2 separate regions of the Homo sapiens genome follow, and region 2 is linked to region 1. A link is a loop called in an ENCODE intact Hi-C map of the cell type or tissue named here. Cell type or tissue: heart left ventricle. All regions are shown on one strand. Each heading gives the region's core, and the rest is flanking DNA. Links, peaks and the distances in the headings are about the cores only. Region 1 overlaps PLEKHG4B (pleckstrin homology and RhoGEF domain containing G4B). Region 2 overlaps PDCD6 (programmed cell death 6).

Region 1 (10,236 bases), core at 1,604-9,603:
AGCACTGAGGAATTTGGGTAGCCAGTTGTTCAGAGACCATGTTCCTGATGGTGCTGCAATGGGTGTTTGCTGACTGCAGACGGCCGAGATCGGGATGACAGAGAACGTCGGGGACAGTGGCTTGAGGTTTGAGATTTGGTTTCGCAGGCGGCGGAAATCTCAGGACACCTACATTCTCCAAGCAAGCTCGGCAGAGGTCAAGAGTGCATGGACCGATGTCATAGGGAGGATCCTGTGGCGGCAGGCACTAAAGAGCAGAGGTGGGAAGATGGGGGCCGCAGGGCCTGCCAGGCTCAGGGGCACAGCTAGGGGCAGGGGTCGGGGCTGGGACTGGGGTGAGAGCCAGGGGCTGAGTCCAGGGGCCAGGGGGCTGGGGGCCAGGGCTAGAGCTGGGGCTGGAGCTGTGGTCGGGGACTGAGTCCAGGGGCTGGGGAATGGGGGCTGGGGCTGGGGTGGGGGCTGGAGACTGAATCCAGGGGCCAGGGGGCCAGCAGGGCCGGGGTGGGGGCTGGAGACTGAGTCCAGGGGTCGGGGGCTAAGGCTAGGAGTGGGGCTGGGGTGGGGACTGGAGACTGAGTCCAGGGGCCGGGGGCCAAGGCTAGGAGTGGGGCTGGGGTGGAGGCATGGGTTGGGAGCTGGGCTATCAACCTTAATGCTGAGATTCAGGCGGTATGATTAAATATTGAGTTCACTTGAGCACAAAGTCTGAGGATGGCCAACTGGGAGGATACAGACTTCAAAGGGATGGGGTCATTGCCCCGAAGTGGGGAGGTTTAAGGGCCATTTGTATAGGCACGGTCTGGGGAAACAACAGGATCACATCATTTTCTATACAGGGTTGGTGCACAGTTATAGCAGTTTGGTTGGCTGCAGTCAGCGTTTCTTTTTTGGTAAGGGTGAGGGGTATATTTCGCATTCCACGTTAGGGACAGAATAGCCAAGGGTCTTCTGTCTCAGGGCTCTCTGGTCTGAGCCAGGAACAGGGAGGCAAGGAAATCTCTAACAAAAGGTCAGAAATGAAGGGGCTGAGCTCCGTGACTCGATCTCCAAAGTCAGTCTCTCTAAGGGCCTAATCACTCTGAGGAGCCTCCAGTAGCCGCACTGTCCATTTTCTTCCCCATGGGCACCCAAGAGGCCCACCCGGTCTGGGGCACCTGGGGGCTCCTCGGTCAGCACTTGACAAGAAAGCTCTTGGATTGGCCCCGACAGCACTCACACACGTGTCTCTCGTGTCCACAAGCGAACATAAGGCACTGCGGCAACCCGAGAGAGTCCCCCGCAGGTCTGGTTCCATGTTTAACCCTCTGGTTGACTTCCTGCCCCTGCCCTGCTGGTCTGGCCCCCGTGGCCCTGGGAGGCTGAGCTCATGGTCAGCCCTCAGTCTTCCTGCAGGTGAGAGGGCCCTCCCCAGAGCACTCATTCCCCACCCTAGGATCCCTTCCCCAGGCCTCCTCCCTCAATGTCCACCCTCGTTTGCTCCCCCCACCGACTTCTTCACTGAGGGTGACTCTCTGTGCTTATTCCTCCAGCCTGGCGGCTGCGAACACCACCTTCACAGCAACCACCCCCCACCCCAGACCTTCTCCCACACTGAGCTCCAACTCCAGGTCCTGCCCCAGCACCTCACGAGTAGCCAAAGCCACTGTAAACCCAGCTGTCCCTCTCTACCCTACAAGCCCACCCTGGCAGCTCTGGCCTCTCAGACCTAAAACCCAGGCACCCAAGCTACAGACACGACCAGGGCTCCTGCACGGCTGCACCCCGCCTGAGCCCTGACCCCTCCAGGCAGACACGACCAGGGCTCCTGCACGGCTGCACCCCGCCTGAGCCCTGACCCCCTCCAGGCAGACACGACCAGGGCTCCTGCACGGCTGCACCCCGCCTGAGCCCTGACCCCCTCCAGGCAGACACGACCAGGGCTCCTGCACGGCTGCACCCCGCCTGAGCCCTGACCCCCTCCAGGCAGACACGACCAGGGCTCCTGCACGGCTGCACCCCGCCTGAGCCCTGACCCCCTCCAGGCAGACACGACCAGGGCTCCTGCACGGCTGCACCCCGCCTGAGCCCTGACCCCTCCAGGCAGACACGACCAGGGCTCCTGCACGGCTGCACCCCGCCTGAGCCCTGACCCCTCCAGGCAGACACGACCAGGGCTCCTGCACGGCTGCACCCCGCCTGAGCCCTGACCCCCTCCAGGTGAAGCCACCACCTCCCCACCGGCCCCTGAAACACTCCGGAGCCAGCTCTGTCAGACACAGGGGGCCCCATGGCGTCGCCACAGGCTCCCCCTCTGGCCCCCAGCCTCCTGGCTACTCCACACCCCCGTGGGCTTCACCCCTGTGCAGCCCCCAACAGCAGTTACTTGGCCAGAGGCCTCACCTCCGAGATGCCACCATCCTGAAGAGCCTTCCTGGCCTTTTTCCTTCCTTTGTAACCCACGGTCCTGCTTCCTGTTTGGGGTCTGCCTGACTGTAGTGCACAAAGTCTCCCTGGGGTCGATCTGTCCATTTCAACCCCTCTGGTGTTCCAAGCACCTGGAGCCTGCAGGAAGTAGGCCCTGCCAGCCTTGAATAATCAGATTCAGAAAATAGAACTAAGTTGATTCAAGCGCAAAGCATGAGAATGGCCGCCCCAGAATGCAGCCTCCAAAGGGACGGGGTCCGTGCTCGCAAGTGGGGAAGCTGAGGCTTCACTTACAGAGACAGAAACGGTTGCAGCCAACTTGACAGCAACTTGATTACTACAGGTTGCTGCATTCCAAGGAAGATTGCTTTAACATTCTGTGAGGAGGCGGAGGCTTGTTCTGAGAGATTCTTATCTCTGGTGCTTCCCGGTCATCCCTGACCATTTACCAGAAAAAGCAGAAGGTGCAGCTGATGCTCAGAGACTCGGCATTGCTGGGTTCCTCTCAGGGTTCAGAATAACTTACAGTTCCCACAGCGTTGAGTTCAAATTATTTAGTTTCACAGCCTTCCTCAAACAGGGTCAGGTGGGCAGCTGAGCACAGGGTACGCACACAGGACTCTGCCTGGGCCTGGGGCTGTGGGGCCTGGGCCACAGAGCTGACCAACCTCTGCAGGTACAGCTGGGTCACCTGGAAAGTGGAGCCTAATGCTTTTCAGGTGTGTCTAGGACCTGGCACCCCCTCCCCATTGCGTCATTGGTCACTTAAGGCCTCTTGACTTCTCCAGTTTTGCCAGGGATTTGCCAAATTAGTCTTCTCAGAAAACAGAATTTTGGTTTAATTGATTATCTACACACTTACTTTCTATTTAATTAATTTCTACTCTTTGTTATTTTCTTGTGTCTAACTTTTTCAGTGTTTCATTTGCTTTTCCTTTCTACCTAATTTCTTGAGGTGGATGCTTATATCATTGATTTGAGCCTTTGTTTTGTTCTAGTTTTTGTGCCGTATTTAGGACTACAGGCTTTCCCCTAAGCCTGGCTTTAGCTGCATCCCAGAAGTTTGTATATGTCATGTGTCTATTCACAGTCAGTTCAGTATATTTTCTAACTTCCACTTTAATTTATTCTCGGACTCATCATAGGTTATTTAGAAATGTATTACCTAATTTCCAAGATTTTCTAGTTAACTTTGTGATACCAGTTTTGAGTTTAAGACCACTTTGGTCAAATAATATACACTAGAGTTTGTTGTCTGTGGAAGGTATCCGAGTGACCGGCGGCAAATCTGTACAGGTCTGCAGCAACCTCAGTTCTTACCTCCTCCGAAGAAAGAATTTGACTGAGGGATGTAAGGCAGAAAAAGAGACCCAGGCAAGTTTCAGAGCAGGAGTGGAAGTTTATTTAAAAAGGCTTTTAGAGCGGGAAAGAAATGAAAGCACACTTGGAAGAGACCCAAGCGGGCACCGAGATCGAGTGCCCCATTTATCCTTGATCCTAAGACTTTCTGGGCCAGCCCCTTTCCCATGATTCTCCCCTTAGGCTGGGCTGCCCGTGTGCACAGTGCGCACCTTTCCCTTGGGATGTGAGGATGCGCCGTGTGCTTAGGAAGTTGTACGCATCCCCATCTGAGACTTTCGTCCCTTTTCTGTTGGGGGAACGTGAGGATGCCCTGTGTGCTTAGGAAATTGTATGCATCCCCATCTGAGGCTTCCCTTTTCTGTTGGGGGAACGTGAGGATGCACCGTGTGCCTAGGAAGTTGTAGGCATCCCCATCTGAGGCTTTCGTCCCTTTTCTGTTGGGGGAACGTGAGGATGCCCTGTGTGCTTAGGAAATTGTATGCATCCCCATCTGAGGCTTTCTTCCCTTTTCTGGTGGGGTCCCCCTAAAGGTCACATTCTACCATTTTGTCTCTTAATGCACAAAGTTGCTTCTCCTGGCACCTGCCTTCAATTAACACTTTAGTGCAGCAGGTGTGGACCATCAGGAAACGCCCTCTCCCTGGCACTGGCTCCCAAGGTGCCACTTTTAGAGAGACAGTGCAAATATGCCGAGCCATCACCCGACATTCCCAATGGGTGGGGGAGCCTCTCCTGCCCTGCTCATGCCTGTCTAACTACCTGTAACAGCTTCGATTATTTGAAATGTTGTATATCCTAGCATTTTGGTAAATTTTCCATGTGCACGTGAAGAGAAAGTGTGCTTTGTAGTTGTTATTGCAGAGTTCTGATCATGTTTTGAAAATTGTGTTTTTCAGATTTTTTATATCCTTATTGGCTTTTTGGCTGCTTATCACTTACTAGGAAAATTATGTGAAAATCTCCCATGATGATGTAAATTTGAATTTGTCTATTTTTCTTTTTGTTCTGTCAATTTTTGCTTCCTATGTTTTGAAGCTAAATTAGTAGGTGCATAGTAATATAGAATTGCTATATCTTCCTAGAAACAGAGCCTCTTTGATCATAATGAAATGCATCTCTTTATTTTTAGCAGTGCCTTTTGCCTTAGATCTACAGTTGTCCCTCTATGTCCATGGGGATGCGGTCCAGGACTCCCCCACGGATACCCAAATCTGCAGTTGTTCAAGTCGCTGATATAAAATGGAACAGTAGTTGCATAGAACCTACACACATGCTCCTATATACTTTAAATCATCTGTAGATTACTTATAATCCATAGTACAATGAAAATGCTTATAAATAGCTGTTATATTGGTTTTTTATTTGTATTTTTAACTTTTATTGTTAATTGCTTTTTGTTCAAATATTTTTGATCCTTGGTGGAACCTGTGGATATGGAACCCACTGATACAGAAGGCCAACTGTGCTTCCTATTAATATAGCTATTCCAGTTTCCTTTTGCAAAGTTAGTGTTTACACGACACATACTTCTCCATCTTCTTACTTGGAACTTTTGGTGTTCTTATATTTGAGATACGTCTCTTGTAAAAGGCATATGTTTGATTTCACTTTTATCTTTTTATCTAGTTTGACTAACCTTGTCTTTAAATTGGAGTAGTGTGTTTACATTTAATGTAATTTGGGTATAAATTGAGTATCTTACTCTTTGTTTTCTACCTATTTGGTGAGAACAGGGGAGTGAGAGAGGAGGGGAAGGCCATGGAGGGTGATTGATGGGCAGGTCCTTGCACACACCCTCTGGAAGACAGGCACACTGAGGCACTGTCCCACATGCTGAGGGACCCCCACATACTGAAGGACCTGGGTGTTTTTCTGCCAACTCCTGTCCCTCATTGTTGAGGCTCCTCCTGGTGTGTGAACCACCTGATGCTTCTGTCCCATCCACAGGAAGGCGGGGAACACCCCCCAGGCAGAGAGACCTGGGCAGCCACCGCCATGAATGAGAGCTCTCTGGCTGTCCCCAGGCCAGCTATGCTCTGACGGCCAAGCGTGGTGGTCCTTGCCTGTGTCCGAGCGTGGGGTTAGTTCTGGAACATTTGATCACTTCTCCTGCTCCACTCTCTGCACTCCACCTGGAACTCCCGATTACACGTATGACCCTTTTACATGTTCCTATGTTTCTCGTGTGATTTCTATGTTTCGATCACGTCTTCCCTGCTTCTGTGTGTTTTCCACTCATCTTAAAGTTCATTGATCTGCTTTGCTATTAAACTCACTTATTTCATTATTGGTTTATTTTTGATATGTAGGTTTGTGTTTGATTCCTTTTATTTGATGGATTTCGGTTTCCTTTTGAGACTCTCTATCCTGTGATCTACTTCCTGCCACATTAATCCTGGTTACCTCCACGGCCTGTCTGAGACGTCCAAACCTTTATCTCGTGGATGTTTAATTATCTGGGGTTTTCCTCAGCCTTTCCTCATTTTGTCCTTTCTCTGGGTGTGCCTGATAATTTTTTTATTAAGTAGTAGATATGATGTAGGAAATGTGTAAGGATCATTTGAGGCCCGGGCTGGTGTCTTCACCTCCAGAGGATTTATTTTTGTTGGAAGAGCAGGGGTGGTTCATCTGAATGCACTCCGGGGAGGGACTGCATGAAGTCCGCCTCAGACCTTTGGGCAGCTGATCCAGCTTCCGTTTGTCCCACTCCTGGCAAAGTCCATGCTCCCTTTTCAGGTCCCCACTGAATGTCTGGGAGTTTCCCAGGCCCTTCCTCCCAGTGGTCCTTGAATTCCAGATTTTATCTCCCCACCCTGTGCGTTTTCAGAAGCTCTCAGCCTCCAAGCTCCAAGATGAGCTCTCTGCTCATCGGCCACCAGCAGTGCCCTGAGGGGTAGAAAGGTGTCAAGTTTCCAGTGGCCTGTGAACGCCACATCTGCCCAGGACATTGGCCCTTTGAGGCTAGATTGCCTTGTCACCTCCAGAAAACCTTCAAAAAGTGTGTCCAGCTTTTCTGGTTGTTCTTGGCCGTGGGCTTGGATGTAAGGTACACGAGCAAACCCACTGCAGCCAGAGCAGGAAGCTGTCCCGCGTCCACGTGCACAGCTCTAACCCTAAAATAGCCTTCGGAGTTAGGGGAAGAGCAATGTCCTGTTCACTGCCCAACTCCAAGCCCTGTGTCCCGGGCAGCCACACTCAGCCCTTTCCCTGCAAGAGGGGACACTCGCTCTTGATAAACCAGCTTTGCACATTACCTATTGGTGAAGATGATCAGTAACTCTGTGACTGTAGCACACACACACCGCACTTCTTCCCGTTCTCCCAAGACCTCTGGAAAACAATTCTTACTATAATATTCTTCAGCATAGGCATTAGGACTACATACATGCAATTATGTTTTCTGTCCTCATACATTTTCCTTACAATTAATATCATCTTTTTTCTTTGCTTAATTTGACCAAGAATAAGTTCATTCCCAAACTCTCACCTTATGCTTAGCTCTCCTCTCAATATTCAAACTCCTAGAAACCTGTTGTTTTGTCTTTCCCATGGACACGGCTCCCAGGCCTCTGACCCCTGCTCTAATTGGGACCTGCTGTGTGGCCCTCCCTTGCTTACCAGCTGACAGGAACCCTTCCTCACCCCCAGGTTGGACACGCCGTTTCCAAGGCCTCATGGCTTCCTTTTTCTTGGTTACTGCCTCGGGCTCCCTGGGAGAGATCTCTTTGGTGCCGAAAACCGGAATGGGAAGCCTCAGCACCCTGGCCCCCCATGCCCCTCGTGGGGCAGGGTGGGTATACCCTGTACACCCTCCTGGTTTGGGCTGAGGGCATTAGGGGTACCGGGCGTCTTTGGGGTGGCATTAGCCCCCGAGTTGCTTTGGAAACTGTCATACTTTCTTCTGTCTTAGAACTCAGAATCCAAGAAATGGCATCCATGGGTATAGGCAACCAGCCATTCATGGATGTCAAGCCCAGAGACCGGACCCCTGACTGTGCAGTGATAAGCGACCGGGCTCCCAAATGTGCAGTGATGAGCGACCGAGTCCCCGACAGCATCGTCAAGGGCACAGGTACGGTGGCTCGGTCCCGCCCTCACTCACCCTGCAGAGGGCACTGGGCCTGTCATCAAGGGCATGGGTACGGTGGCATCGGCCCCACCCTCACTCGCCCACAGAGTGCACCAGGCCTGTCGTCAAGGACACGGGTACGGTGGCCTCGGCCCCGCCCTCACTCATCCTGCAGAGGGCACTGGGCCAGTGGCCGACATGGTGGGTTGGATGGGCATGACTGCAGTGGCAAAGCCTGGTCGGCCTTTCAGACGGCTCTGATCCCATTCCCGAACCTGGGCTGCACTTCTGGAGCGGAAGCCAGCCTGACGTGCTTTCTGTCCCTTTCCAGAGTCACAAATGAGAGGGTCCACAGCGGTGTCCTCCTCTGACCACGCCGCCCCCTTCAAGCGACCACACTCCACCATCTCAGACAGCAGCACCTCCTCTTCTAGCAGCCAGTCCTCCTCCATCCTGGGGTCGCTGGGCCTGCTTGTGTCCTCCAGCCCAGCCCACCCGGGCCTATGGAGCCCTGCCCACAGCCCCTGGTCATCTGATATCAGAGCCTGCGTCGAGGAAGATGAGCCAGAGCCAGAACTAGAGACGGGCACCCAGGCTGCAGTGTGTGAGGGGGCTCCTGCTGTGCTGCTGAGCCGCACACGCCAGGCCTGATGACTGTCAGGGTGGCAGTGCCCATCATGTGGCTAGAACAATACAGAGGGAGCAGCACGCCAGGCCTGATGACTCTGGGGGTGGCGGTGCCCATCGCGTGGCTGGAACGATCCAGAGGGAATAGCACAGCAGGTGTCCAGGTATTTCCCAGGATTTTAGACATTCCCTAACATTTTCAAACAAATTTATAATTTTGTCTTATTTAAAAAACAAACCTTCCACTTCCACCCAAGACAACAGCATAGGAAACAGACCTAAAACAAGACAAAAAAAGACTAAACATGAAACAAAAGATGTCAAGACACAAGACATTTGGCAACAAAGGACCGCGATCCCTGAGAGACAGGAAAACGGGAGGTGAGCCCGGTGATGGCCTCAGACCTCCCTCCGCCTTGAGAGTTTGCAGGCCTCAGTGCAGGGAGGGGCCCAGGAAGAGCCCAGCAGCCTCCGTGAGTTGAAGAGACCAAGTCAGCAGGAGTTGGCAGGTCAGAGTGCCAGAGAGAGATGCCTGCATGGGGAAAGACTCACCAGATCAGCCCCTCCAGCACCTAGTGGGTTGCTACCCATTCGCACACTCAAACAGGGAGGCTACCAAGGCTGGGAGCAACCTTTGAAAAGACCAAAGATCAATTCCTGGTACTCATGTGGGCTGGGGACAGGACCCGTTCCCACCAGCCAGACTAGGGAAACTCTCAATAGATCAATTCCTGATACTCATGTGGGCTGGGGACAGGACCCACTCCCACCAGCCAGACTAGGAAAACTCCCAATCTGTGAGCATTAGGTGGAGTTCTCAGAAAATCTTGCCTCAGGAATGGGGATAATTAGCCCTAGACTGAGCCCTGCTCCTGACTCGCCTACAAAATCATAAAAGCAAGACCTAAAATGATCAAACCATTCCCAGATAATTCACTTTATCCCAGAACAAAGCTCCAGATGATCTAGGGGTTACCAAAGTGTCCACACCCTGCAAGGTAAACTCACAGTGCCTGACCTCGGAGTGCCAGGCGTGCAGAGGAGCAGCCAAGGGCAAACACTCCAAGGAGAGTCGCCTGGCAAAGCCAACCACCCAGAGCCAGCGTCTGTGCTAGAATCACAGAATTCAAACTGTGGCTGAAATCGCAGCCCAGGCGTCCAGAAAGTTAAAGTTAAGAACCTATAATCCCAGCACTTTGGGAGGCCGAGGCAGGCGGATCACGAGGTCAGGAGATCAAGACCATCCTGGCTAACATGGTGAAACCCCGCCTACTAAAAATACAAAAAATTAGCCGGGCATGGTGTTGGCCGCCTGTAGTCCCAGCTACTTGGGAGGCTGAGGCAGGAGAATGGCATGAACCCGGGAGGCGGAGTTTGCAGTGAGCTGAGATCACGCCACTGCACTCCAGCCTGGGCGACAGAGCAAGACTCTGTCTCACAAAAAAGGTTAAGAAATGACTTAATGGAAGAGATTCAGAAGACCCAGACCGACCTTACAGGGATGAGAAACTACAATATTGACAGTGGAAACTATCCTGGATGGGGTAACAGATTGGATTTCACAGAAGAGACCATGAGGCACCTTGAAGACACATCAGTGGAAACTATTTGCATTTGTTGGGCCTCCAGAGAGACAGAACCAATAGGAGATAGCTAGATATATATACAGACAGATAGATAGATAGATAGATCGATAGATAGATAGATAGATAGATAGATAGATAGATAGACTGACAGACAGATGAGAGGGGCCTTAGGGGCATTGGCTGACACAA
Region 2 (10,236 bases), core at 840-8,839, 130 kb after region 1:
TTTCTGAAGTGGAATGATGTCGTGAGCAAAACTGAGAATGTGGCTTTTGAAATCATTTAAAAGTGGATCCATGAAAATACCGTGGGGCAGGGCAGCTTATATTTCATGATAGATCAAAGCACGTTGAAAAGGCAACAGTCACCTAAGAAACAGCTGTCAGTCACCAGGTCCAAACCGTGCGCCTCAGAAGGGGCGTTAGGCAGAACGCGTGCCCATTCTCAGGTGTGCTCGGCGTGTGTGTGCTCGGCGTGTGTGTGCTCGGCGTGTGTGTGCACACGTGTGCCGTGCGCCTCAGAAGGGGCGTTAGGCAGAACGCGTGCCCATTCTCAGGTGTGCTCGGCGTGTGTGTGCTCGGCGTGTGTGTGCACACGTGTGCCGTGCGCCTCAGAAGGGGCGTTAGGCAGAACGCGTGCCCATTCTCAGGTGCGCTCAGCGTGTGTGTGCTTGACGCGTGTGCACACACACATGTGACGGTGTGCCGTGGGTCTAGGAGTGTTCACAGTGCCTGTCCAGAGTGCGTCCATAGGGCCTGTCCACGGGGCTTCCCGTGCTGCTCTCAGGGCTGAGAGGAAGCAGGGGTTTTATTTACAGAGGAACAACGGGCATGTTTGGGGCCAGCCTGAGGCTGTTGGTGGCTGCACCGAGATTCTAATCCATGCGGATCTCATCTGGCCCCTGTTGTGAAGCCGCTTCCGTGATTTGCTTAAAAGGCTCCTTAGAAACAGTGAGGAAAATTCGATTCTACTTGAGTACCTCCGAGATCCCTGGAGTCTCACTTATCTAAGCACGTCGCCTCTCCTCGTGTTTCCTCCCAGCATGCACTTTGTGGCTGCCTTTCTTTCTCTTTTCTTTCTCACCTTACGAGCTTGTCCACAGGGCCGGGGGTGGACACTGGGTCTCCTCAAGAAGCAGTTCTGAGCTGACCAGCTGCGAGCCAGGATTTGGGCTGGATGGCTCTGAATTGGTACTTGGAATGCAGCTGACCTTGCTGTGCCCTTGGGTGGGGGAACTGGAGGGAACGCTGGCCGGCTCCTCTTCCCTGGGGCAGGTACGGAAGGGCTGGGAGGGAAGGATGCCACCCTCCACAGAGAGTGGTCCTGGGGGCCAGGGAGGCCAGTGCTGCCGATTGCGGCCAGGGCCACGTGGACTTCAGGACCGGCCTGAAGTTATTTTTAGATAAGCGACCTCTGGCGCCACGGACATCTTTTCCTAACCTTGTCAGGCCCTGGAGCTCCCTTTGTCCATGCCAGTGACCATCGGTCCTCAGAATGTGCAGTGGAAGTTGCTGTGGACAGTGCTCCCTGGTCTCTGAGGCCCTCTTCGTCCTGGTCTGGCCAAGGACTTCCCAGAAAACTGTGCTTAGCTGTGGCGGGAGGCACGGCCGGTCACGCAGCCTTCCTCCCGCCCTGGAGTGGGCAGGCCTGCTTGTGTTGTGCAGCGGCAGAACCCTTCCTGACTTCCAGGTTTTTCCTGGGGTGCGGCATCCCATCGCAGCATTTTCTCTGGTTACCCTCACGAGTTTCCTCCTGCGTTTGGTTCTTGATCTCCAGGGCCATCTCCCACGTCTTCCTTGGAAAGGGGCATTGTCATCCTTTTTGTATTTTGATGATTTTGAAAGATTTCCCATAGTAACTGTTAGGAAGTTGGCCTCAGAAGCAAAAATTCTTCTTTTGTCTTGGCCCCTGTGAACAAGTGTTCTGCTCTCAGATGAAGCAGGGAGGCTGCACTGGAGCTTGGTGGCCAGCAGGAGGGAATCACCAGGGTGGTGAAGCCTGCGAGATTTCTCCCCGGGTGTCTCTGATGGGGCCACATGGTGGATTTCATAATCCACCGATTCGTTTTTTTAAGCCTTTATTGTTAACATCAACTGTGTGCCATGCTCAGAGACCTGAAGTGAAAAGGTGAGGAAGGCGTGCTCACATTCCAGCACTCACCACCCGGCACCGGGACAGCTGACTCAGCACGTGCCGTTTAGGTTGCTGTAAACAGCCGGTGAGATTCTCCCCTCTGGTGGGCAGTGCGTGTCTGACAAAGGCAGTCGGGCGGAGAACAGTTCCTCCGCTGTGGTCCTTTGCCACTGTACCAGGCCCCCAAGAGCTGGGGGGAGCCCCAGGGAGCCTCAGCCTGTTGAGTGGGGGCAGCTGGTTTGTCCTCCGAGGTGGAAGAGGTGATTTCTGAGGAGGTCATGCTCCGCTTGGCTCGTTCACAGCATTTCAGAGAGTCCGAAAGAGGAGAAAGACCTTGGCAAGGGGTGTGTCAGGGGTGGGCCCAGGGACGCTGGTGGCCTCATGTGGACTGACTTTCATGAACAGAAACTCAGAAACAGTTGCTTCTGGATTTTGGCTTCTCAGATAAACATTCTTTTTGTAGTTCGTTTGTTCATCCCTCATTTTGCTGTCTGACTTTGCCTTTCTTTTCCCTTCACTATTACTGATGACCAAGGAAACTGGAAGTTAATTCCAGAGGCAGTGGGGTTGCTCCTGTTGTCTGTGCAGACTGGAGTTCCTCTGCCTCTGTCAGCATCTCCTCTGTCCTTCCCCAGCCTTGGCAGGAGACCAGTAATGACCTCTGTCCCCGTGCACCCCAGTGATGGCCGCCGTCCCCGTGCACCCCAGTGATGGCCGCCGTCCCCGTGCACACCAGTGAGGGCCGCCGTCCCCGTGCACACCAGTGAGGGCCGCCGTCCCCGTGCACCCCAGTGAGGGCCGCCGTCCCCGTGCACCCCAGTGATGGCCGCCGTCCCCGTGCACCCCAGTGATGGCCGCCGTCCCCGTGCACCCCAGTGATGGCCGCCGTCCCCGTGCACCCCAGTGATGGCCGCCGTCCCCGTGCACCCCAGTGATGGCCGCCGTCCCCGTGCACCCCAGTGATGGCCGCCGTCCCCGTGCACCCCAGTGATGGCCGCCGTCCCCGTGCACCCCAGTGATGGCCGCCGTCCCCGTGCACCCCAGTGATGGCCGCCGTCCCCGTGCACACCAGTGATGGCCGCCGTGCCCGTGCACCCCAGTGATGGCCGCCGTCCCCGTGCACACCAGTGATGGCCTCTGTCCCCCATGCACTCCCAGACAGGCAATGTCCCTGTGGGCCTGTCCCAGGCTCTGTTCTCAGCAGGCTGGGCTCAGCCCTGGTGCAGGGAGTGAGGAGGTGGGAGTAGTAGGGACCAGAAAAAGTGGCAGCTGTTGACAACTCTGCCATCTCTTTCTGAATGTAATGGGAGGTCCTGTCTTTTCAGCTTGCAAGGAAGGAGGGTCCGAGGCAACTCCGCTGTTGCACATTTAGGGACCCCTGAACTTAAATGACAGAATGCCCTGACCACTCTGGAAGGCACTGTGTTCATGTTTGTGTGCTTGACTCTTGATCCGTAAAATGGCTGTTTGTGCAGGTCATTAACTGTGAGATTCAGAGAGTAGGTGCACACGTCCCTGCAGAGATTCCAGCAGGACTGAAAACCAGTAGAAATATATCAGCACCTGGATCTTGCCTCCTGAGTCAGTAAGGATATGCCACAGTCACGAAGGCAGTGGGATTTCGAGGGAGGGAAGGGAAGGCGGCAGGCGGGGCATGCCCTCCGGGGTGCCCGAACACACCTGCTGCATCCACATGTCTTCAGAGCCCTCTCCCTGTGGGAGGCCTTTTTCAGGACAGCCTTGGTGAACTGGAAACGGAATCCCAGCCCTTGGTGGCCCTGCAGTGACTTGGACCTTTCCGAGGTCACCCTGCCACTGCGTGCCCTTCAGTCCCTCCTGGCAGGTGGGGGCACATCCCCCAGCCACTCCCATTTCCTGACATTGTCACTTTGTATAACTGGAAGCCTTCTGTGAAATTTTAGTTTTCAAAGCATTATCTGGTGATGGGCAACCCAGGGCAGCGAATCATTCAGAATTTTCTTATCTAGGCTAATAAACATAATAAAATCAATAAGGACTTTGAAAGTAACTCCACTGGGTTCAGGAAACTGAGTGTGGCCGCCCTGTGGGGTGGTGTTTGGTGAGTGCTTCCCGGAGGTGAGTAGTTAATTCACAGGAGTGACTAATGGCAGCGTCCCACTCACTCCTCCTTCCGGGGTCATGGTCTCAAGGGGTCACTCCATGCACTGGGGATGTCAGCTCATTACAGAATGATATATTCGGGAAGTGTCTCAGTTCTGAGTGCCTTTGAGGGAATTTGCACTTCCGTTCCCACACAGCCTTGCATTGTGTGTGTTAGAGGCTGTGGGCCTTGGGCAGGAGGGGTGAGTGTTGGCACATACCTCCCGTCTCTCCCAGCCTTCTCTGACTCTGACTTTCCCTCTTGAAGGCTACCGGCTCTCTGACCAGTTCCACGACATCCTCATTCGAAAGTTTGACAGGCAGGGACGGGGGCAGATTGCCTTCGACGACTTCATCCAGGGCTGCATCGTCCTGCAGGTGACGGAATGGCTTCACGTGGGTTTGTGGTGGTGGTGGGAGGGGCTTGCTTGCCAGCGTGATGCACCTGACCTTCAATCTAAGGAGCTGGGCATGTGTAGAATTAGTTTTTGGAGCTTATAAAAGTGAGTCTCATCTTTGGAGAAGTAGCCGGTTAGTGAAGTGTGGACAAACATGTTTTCCTCCCCTTGGAAATGGCACAGAGCAGCCCATCTGCAAGACGTGGTTTTTCAGTATCCGGTGGGTTATTTACATGTATGTTCTGGTGTTGTGGTTTTTTTTGTTTTTTGTTTTGTTTTGTTTTGTTTTGAGACCGAGTCTCGCTCTGTCACCCAGACGGGAGTGCAGTGGCACGATCCCGGCTCACTCCCACCTCTGCGTCCCGGGTTTAAGCAATTCTCCTGCCTCAGCCTCCCCAGTAGCTGGGATTACAGGTGACACCCAGCTAATTTTTGTATTTTTAGTAGAGACGGGATTTTGCCATGTTGGCCAGGCTGATCTCAAACTCCTGACCTCAAGTAATCCGCCCACCTTAGCCTCCCAAAGTGCTAGGATTACAGACATGAGCCACCATGCCTGGCCAACTATGGTGTATTTTTACAAAAACTTTTATTCTGAGAAAATGGGCACGTTTTCTGTTGTGGTCATCACTGTGTCCTGCCGTCTGTGTGTGAGGTCAGCTGTGGAGCCTGTGGTCGCTCAGGCCGCCCTCAGTGGGGTCTCCGAGCTCTTCCCGTGCACTCCAGTGTCTGCAGGAGCTGGTAATGCACCCTGACCTGCAAGGCAAGCTCCTTGGTGGTGTCTCTCCTGCTGGGCTCTCTTTGAGACCCACGGGAGATGGAGAGCAGGGCTCAGGGGACCCGCCTGGGAGCTCCACACAGACCTCTGCTGCTGTTTGCAGGTGGTGATCCAGGTCTCTACCCAGGTTCCTCAAGGTCCTGTCTTGTTGGCCTTGGAATTCAGTGAGAGATAGGAACAGCATGGGGTTTTTAGAAATAATGTGGAAATTTGGAAAACGTTCCCAAATTGTTTATTCTGTATAATAATTAAGATGCTAGATCTGTAAAAGTGAGTTTCCTCTGATTTGGCATGGATGCATCAGTCCCTGTTCTTCAGGGATTTGTTGGAGAACCAGGTCTGTGAACATGGAAGCTTCAAAACTCTACGGTTGGGGACCCTTTCCTGCCCCTGCCTCTCGGGGTTCCTGCCAGGTTGGATGACATTTTTACAATGTTCTCTGAACACTTTCAAAAAAGTGTAGGCTGGGCCTGGTGTCGCATGCCTGTAGTCCCAGCTACTCAGGAGGCTGAGGCAGGAGAATCACTTGAACCCGGGAGGTGGAGGTTTCAGTGAGCCGAGATCACACCACTGCACTCCAGCCTGGGTGACAGAGCCAGACCCTGTCTTAAAAAAGAAAGAAAAGAAAAAGGGAAAAGATGCCGTGTAAAATCTCGTTCTGTGTCTGAATTGCCGTAGGGCTCAGATCTTCATTTGAGGTTCTGTGTCTGAATTGCCGTAGGGCTCAGATCTTCATTTGAGGTTATGTTCTATAAGTTAACGTTGATCTTGTGTGAGCTTTCGGTAGCTGGAGTAACACAGGCGGCCTCACAGCGACCTCTCCAGCGCCTTCCAAGGCACATCTGCAGCCAGCGTAGCTCCTCCTGGGAGATGCCTCCTCAAGGCCCTGCTCCAGACCACGTGGGGAGGGCCTGACAGCCAATTCCCAGGCTGTCCCCACCCTTGGAGAGTGACCCTAAACGCTAGACAGATGGGGAATGGGAAAGAAAAGAAAGCTGCAGACCTCAAGTTAAAATTCCCTCAAAAACGTTTTTATTTATCTGCTTTTTCTGAAAGGATAAAGGCTTTTTGAAAATTATTTTCTAACAAATAACATGAACACTTCTAGAAACCCTAGAAAAACACAAAGTATTCAAAATAGAAAGAAAAATTACCCATTACTCTTTAAGCCAGCATTATCCATTGCGGTGCTTTTGGAGTTGGGTGAGGCCGTAGCCTCTGCCAAGTCAAGGAGCCCGGTGGTGGCTGTGGCATTCCTGCAGGGTTGTTTTTTTTTCTTTGAGATGGAGTCTCACTCTTGTCACCCCAGCTGGAATGTGGTGGTGTAAACAGCTCACTGCAGCCTTGACCCTGAGGCTCAAGCGATCCTTCTGCCTTGGCCTCCTGAGTAGCTGGGATCCCAGGCGAGAGTCACCACACCCTGTCCATGTTCCTGCAGGTCTTGATGTGCGAGGACGCTGTGTCTTCCCTGCCACATTTTCTTCTTCTTTCTTGAGACAGACCCTTGCTCCATCACCCAGGCCAGAGTGTGGTGGTGCGAACACGGCTCACTGCAGCCTCGACCCTCAGGCTCAAGCGATCCTCACGCCTCGGACCCCCAAAGTGCTGGGATCACAGGCGAGAGTCACCATGCTGGCCTGAATCTTCAGGGTATTTTACGGTTGAAGTGTCACTTACTTAACCATCCCTGTTTCAGGAGTGTAGGTGGTCACCCTGTCTCTGCCGCTGACCTGGCCTGGACCCTCGGCTGTGAGAGGGAGGGGTGGGCTGGGCTGGAGGAACCTGAAGCCCTCGTGATGTCACAAGCCCATCTGGCTGGGCATCCCCTGCGCTGCACATGCCCCAGGTGGCCCCCACAGCAGAGGCGAGCCACTGGAGGGTGGAGGGCTTCCACGGGACGGTCTTCAGGGGGAGAAGGAAGGGCCCAGGCCCCCAGGAGACTCAGGAGACCAGAGCCTGGGGTCAGGGGCTCAGCCAGGGGCTCAGCCAGGGCTGGATGTCCGGAGCCAGCCCCGCAGCCCTGTGTTCTTCGTTCTTCGCACTCCCACCGTCCGTGTGAACAGCTCCAGCCCCACCTGCGCCTCCCTGTGCTGGGCTCCATCAGGGAGCCCAGAAGACGTGTGTGCTTCTGAAATTGGGTCCCTACATGCCTTTGTCCCAGTGCACCTTGCTCCTTCCATTTACTATCGAGATTTAAATGCCTGTTTTCTCCCCAGAGGTTGACGGATATATTCAGACGTTACGACACGGATCAGGACGGCTGGATTCAGGTGTCGTACGAACAGTACCTGTCCATGGTCTTCAGTATCGTATGACCCTGGCCTCTCGTGAAGAGCAGCACAACATGGAAAGAGCCAAAATGTCACAGTTCCTATCTGTGAGGGAATGGAGCACAGGTGCAGTTAGATGCTGTTCTTCCTTTAGATTTTGTCACGTGGGGACCCAGCTGTACATATGTGGATAAGCTGATTAATGGTTTTGCAACTGTAATAGTAGCTGTATCGTTCTAATGCAGACATTGGATTTGGTGACTGTCTCATTGTGCCATGAGGTAAATGTAATGTTTCAGGCATTCTGCTTGCAAAAAAATCTATCATGTGCTTTTCTAGATGTCTCTGGTTCTATAGTGCAAATGCTTTTATTAGCCAATAGGAATTTTAAAATAACATGGAACTTACACAAAAGGCTTTTCATGTGCCTTACTTTTTTAAAAAGGAGTTTATTGTATTCATTGGAATATGTGACGTAAGCAATAAAGGGAATGTTAGACGTGTGGTCTGCCTTCAGCTTTTCAAATCAAATAGGTCCAAGAACCAGGCCCCGTGCCCTGGTCCTCCAGACAGTCAGTGTCAGATGTTCTGGCTTGCCTGGGACCTCCCAGGGTACCGGGCACCTTCTGGAACATTGTCCAGCCCAGCGTGCACAGCTCTGCTTGTGAAAATCCAGAGGGACTGTCTCACCCTCTGTTCAGGAGGTTAAATTTCATAAGACTGCTCCTTTTGGATGAAGAAATCCAATTTGGTATAGCAGGTTGTGCATTTCCATCATTAATGATTTAGCCATGCTGTGCCCTGCAGTCTCTGCACGTGGCCTGCAGCGTTTGTCCACCCAGCGCATCCTGCTCACCTCGGTCCACTGCCAGCGCTGCCCGGTCCGCCTCCCTGCCTCACTGTGCAGCGCCGGCCCTCCTGGGTTGACACTCCCGAGGCCCAGCCTCATTCTCCAGACGCTTCCCTTCCACAGTGATGCGTCTGGTTTTGGGGCTGCAGCCTCTGGTCTCAGAAAGCCTGCTCCTTCCACCCAGTTGTGCACGACTTTTCTCTGTTCGTTTTGGTCTCTTGGGATCTGTTCAAACCTCTGCTCGGTGTGTTGAGGGGTGAGGGGCAGGGAGCATGGTTTCCTGGAAAAAGCCCCCAGTCTCTTAAGCTGGGCAGGTGTGCTGTGGGGGGTGGGGACTGGGGCTGCTTCTGTGCTCCAGATGAGACCTCCCCCACTGCCCAACTGCACTTGGCCTGGGGCCCTCTGGATACGAATCCCTCTGGAGCAGGCACTCCAGGCTCCCTGGGGATGGGAGGGGGAGGGATGTGGGCTTGGGGGTCTGGCTGCTCCCTCATGACCTCAGTCATGGGGATCCCAGGGCAGTCTCTGAGGATCCCCAGCAATCCACGCCGGGTGCCTCCCTAGACCTTGACACCCCCATGACTCTGCAGCAGATGACCCCAAGTTCTACTCCATGAGGTCAACTTCCTTGTCCAGGCCGCAAGCTCCCAATTCCATGAGGCCTTCCTCACCCAGGCCTCCACGGCCAGGCGCCCAGCGACTTCTCCCTCGCCTCATGGGCACCTGGACTCAGTGTCCAGTAGCTGCACCCACCCCACCCTGGGAGCTGCCCTCACTCCTCCTTCAGCCTTAGGCCTGTGAGGTCTCTGTGCTTGGGGTGAGGGCAGCTGCTGCGGCCACCCTGCAGCCCTCCCAGCCACGTCTCCAGGCCCTTGCCCGTGCTGTCCCCTGTGCAGTGGGCAACCCCCACCCCACACCTGCAGCTTCTCTGGCCTCTGGATTCCTACCTGGGTCAGGGAAGCCTGCTACTCTGGAGGAGCTGTCAGCCCTGGTGAGACACCTGCCCCCAGCACATGTCTCCATGGATGATACGGGCCAACAGTTGATACCAAGGCCGATGTGCTCATCCTGTGGATCAGCTGCCGGGGAAGGAATGTTGTGTGTGGCGGTTAGCTCCATACTCCTAGAAAGCAGGCGAAGGCCAGGTGAGACGGAGACTTTCATAGAGAAAAGGTCAGATTGTGGATGATTTTCCTTCCTTCCTTTTCACAGCAATGAGAGGTTCCTCTGATGGAGATAAAGTGTGTTTCTCAGGTCTCTGGTATGCTCAGGTGTGGCAGGTTCACAGGTGTGAGGTACACTCAGGTGTGTGGTGCAGGTACCCTCAGGTACTCTGCACGTGGCTGCCATGGGGGCTCCTGTTTGCAGGCAGCTCGGGGAGGCTGCCTTGGAGAGGGGCCTCCATGAAGACTCACAAGAACAAAAGCCGCTGAAAATTCCAGAGCAGAAGTTCTTCAGCAGAGGGTGAGGAGGGCGGTGGGGCCGCTGCACCACACGCTTGGAGGACCAGCAGGGGTAGAGCGCTGGACAAACGCATGTCAGGCCGGCCTGCTGGCAAAGGAACCCCTGGATGCAGAGAGCCTGTTGGGCTGGTGGGCTGTGGCTGTTGGGAGGGACATTTCCCCGGGGAGCTCCCAGCCATCAGAAGTCAAGGGAGGGAGGCGGTGAGGAGCCTCTCGAAGCAGAAGGTGTGGAGGGGGGACTCCCCTGCTCTCCTGGCCGGAGTCACTGATACAAAACTGGGGGTCCCTGGAGGGCAGTGAGCTCACGAGTTGTGGTGGATTCCTTGTGGAGGGGGTGCCAACCCGCAGGGAAGCAGGGCTGCCGTGCCCCCTGCCCAGCCACACTGCCAGCACAGACCCCATCCTCAGGCGCCTGCAGGGAGGCCACCCACGCCTTCCTGGGTGAGGGA

Evidence for each region. Hi-C counts contacts between places; a loop is a spot of excess contacts. Peaks named below come from ENCODE experiments on the same cell type or tissue, not always from the same donor. Only the 100,000 strongest peaks of a DNase experiment are listed, where the experiment ranks them.
Region 2: it touches region 1 in a loop (3-fold over the local background); 6 of 110 quality-filtered maps call a loop at or near these places.

Annotation. Positions count from the first base shown.
Region 1 is chr5:173,839-184,074 of GRCh38, forward strand. PLEKHG4B (pleckstrin homology and RhoGEF domain containing G4B) reads left to right here. Exons shown (of 20, transcript NM_052909.5): 18 at 80-260; 19 at 7,676-7,837; 20 at 8,166-10,236. The coding sequence ends at 8,485. Among named protein-coding and RNA genes, the nearest start is that of LRRC14B, 13 kb to the right of the region's middle. RefSeq lists an enhancer at 7,923-8,423. In heart left ventricle, for the core only: no CTCF peak of the experiment used is centred there; DNase peaks (open chromatin) are centred at 5,753 and 8,473.
Region 2 is chr5:306,997-317,232 of GRCh38, forward strand. PDCD6 (programmed cell death 6) reads left to right here. Exons shown (of 6, transcript NM_013232.4): 5 at 4,297-4,406; 6 at 7,421-7,978. The coding sequence ends at 7,519. All of the region lies in intron 3 of PDCD6-AHRR (PDCD6-AHRR readthrough (NMD candidate)), which reads left to right. Among named protein-coding and RNA genes, the nearest start is that of AHRR, 9.6 kb to the right of the region's middle. RefSeq lists an enhancer at 1-681. In heart left ventricle, for the core only: no CTCF peak of the experiment used is centred there; no DNase peak of the experiment used is centred there.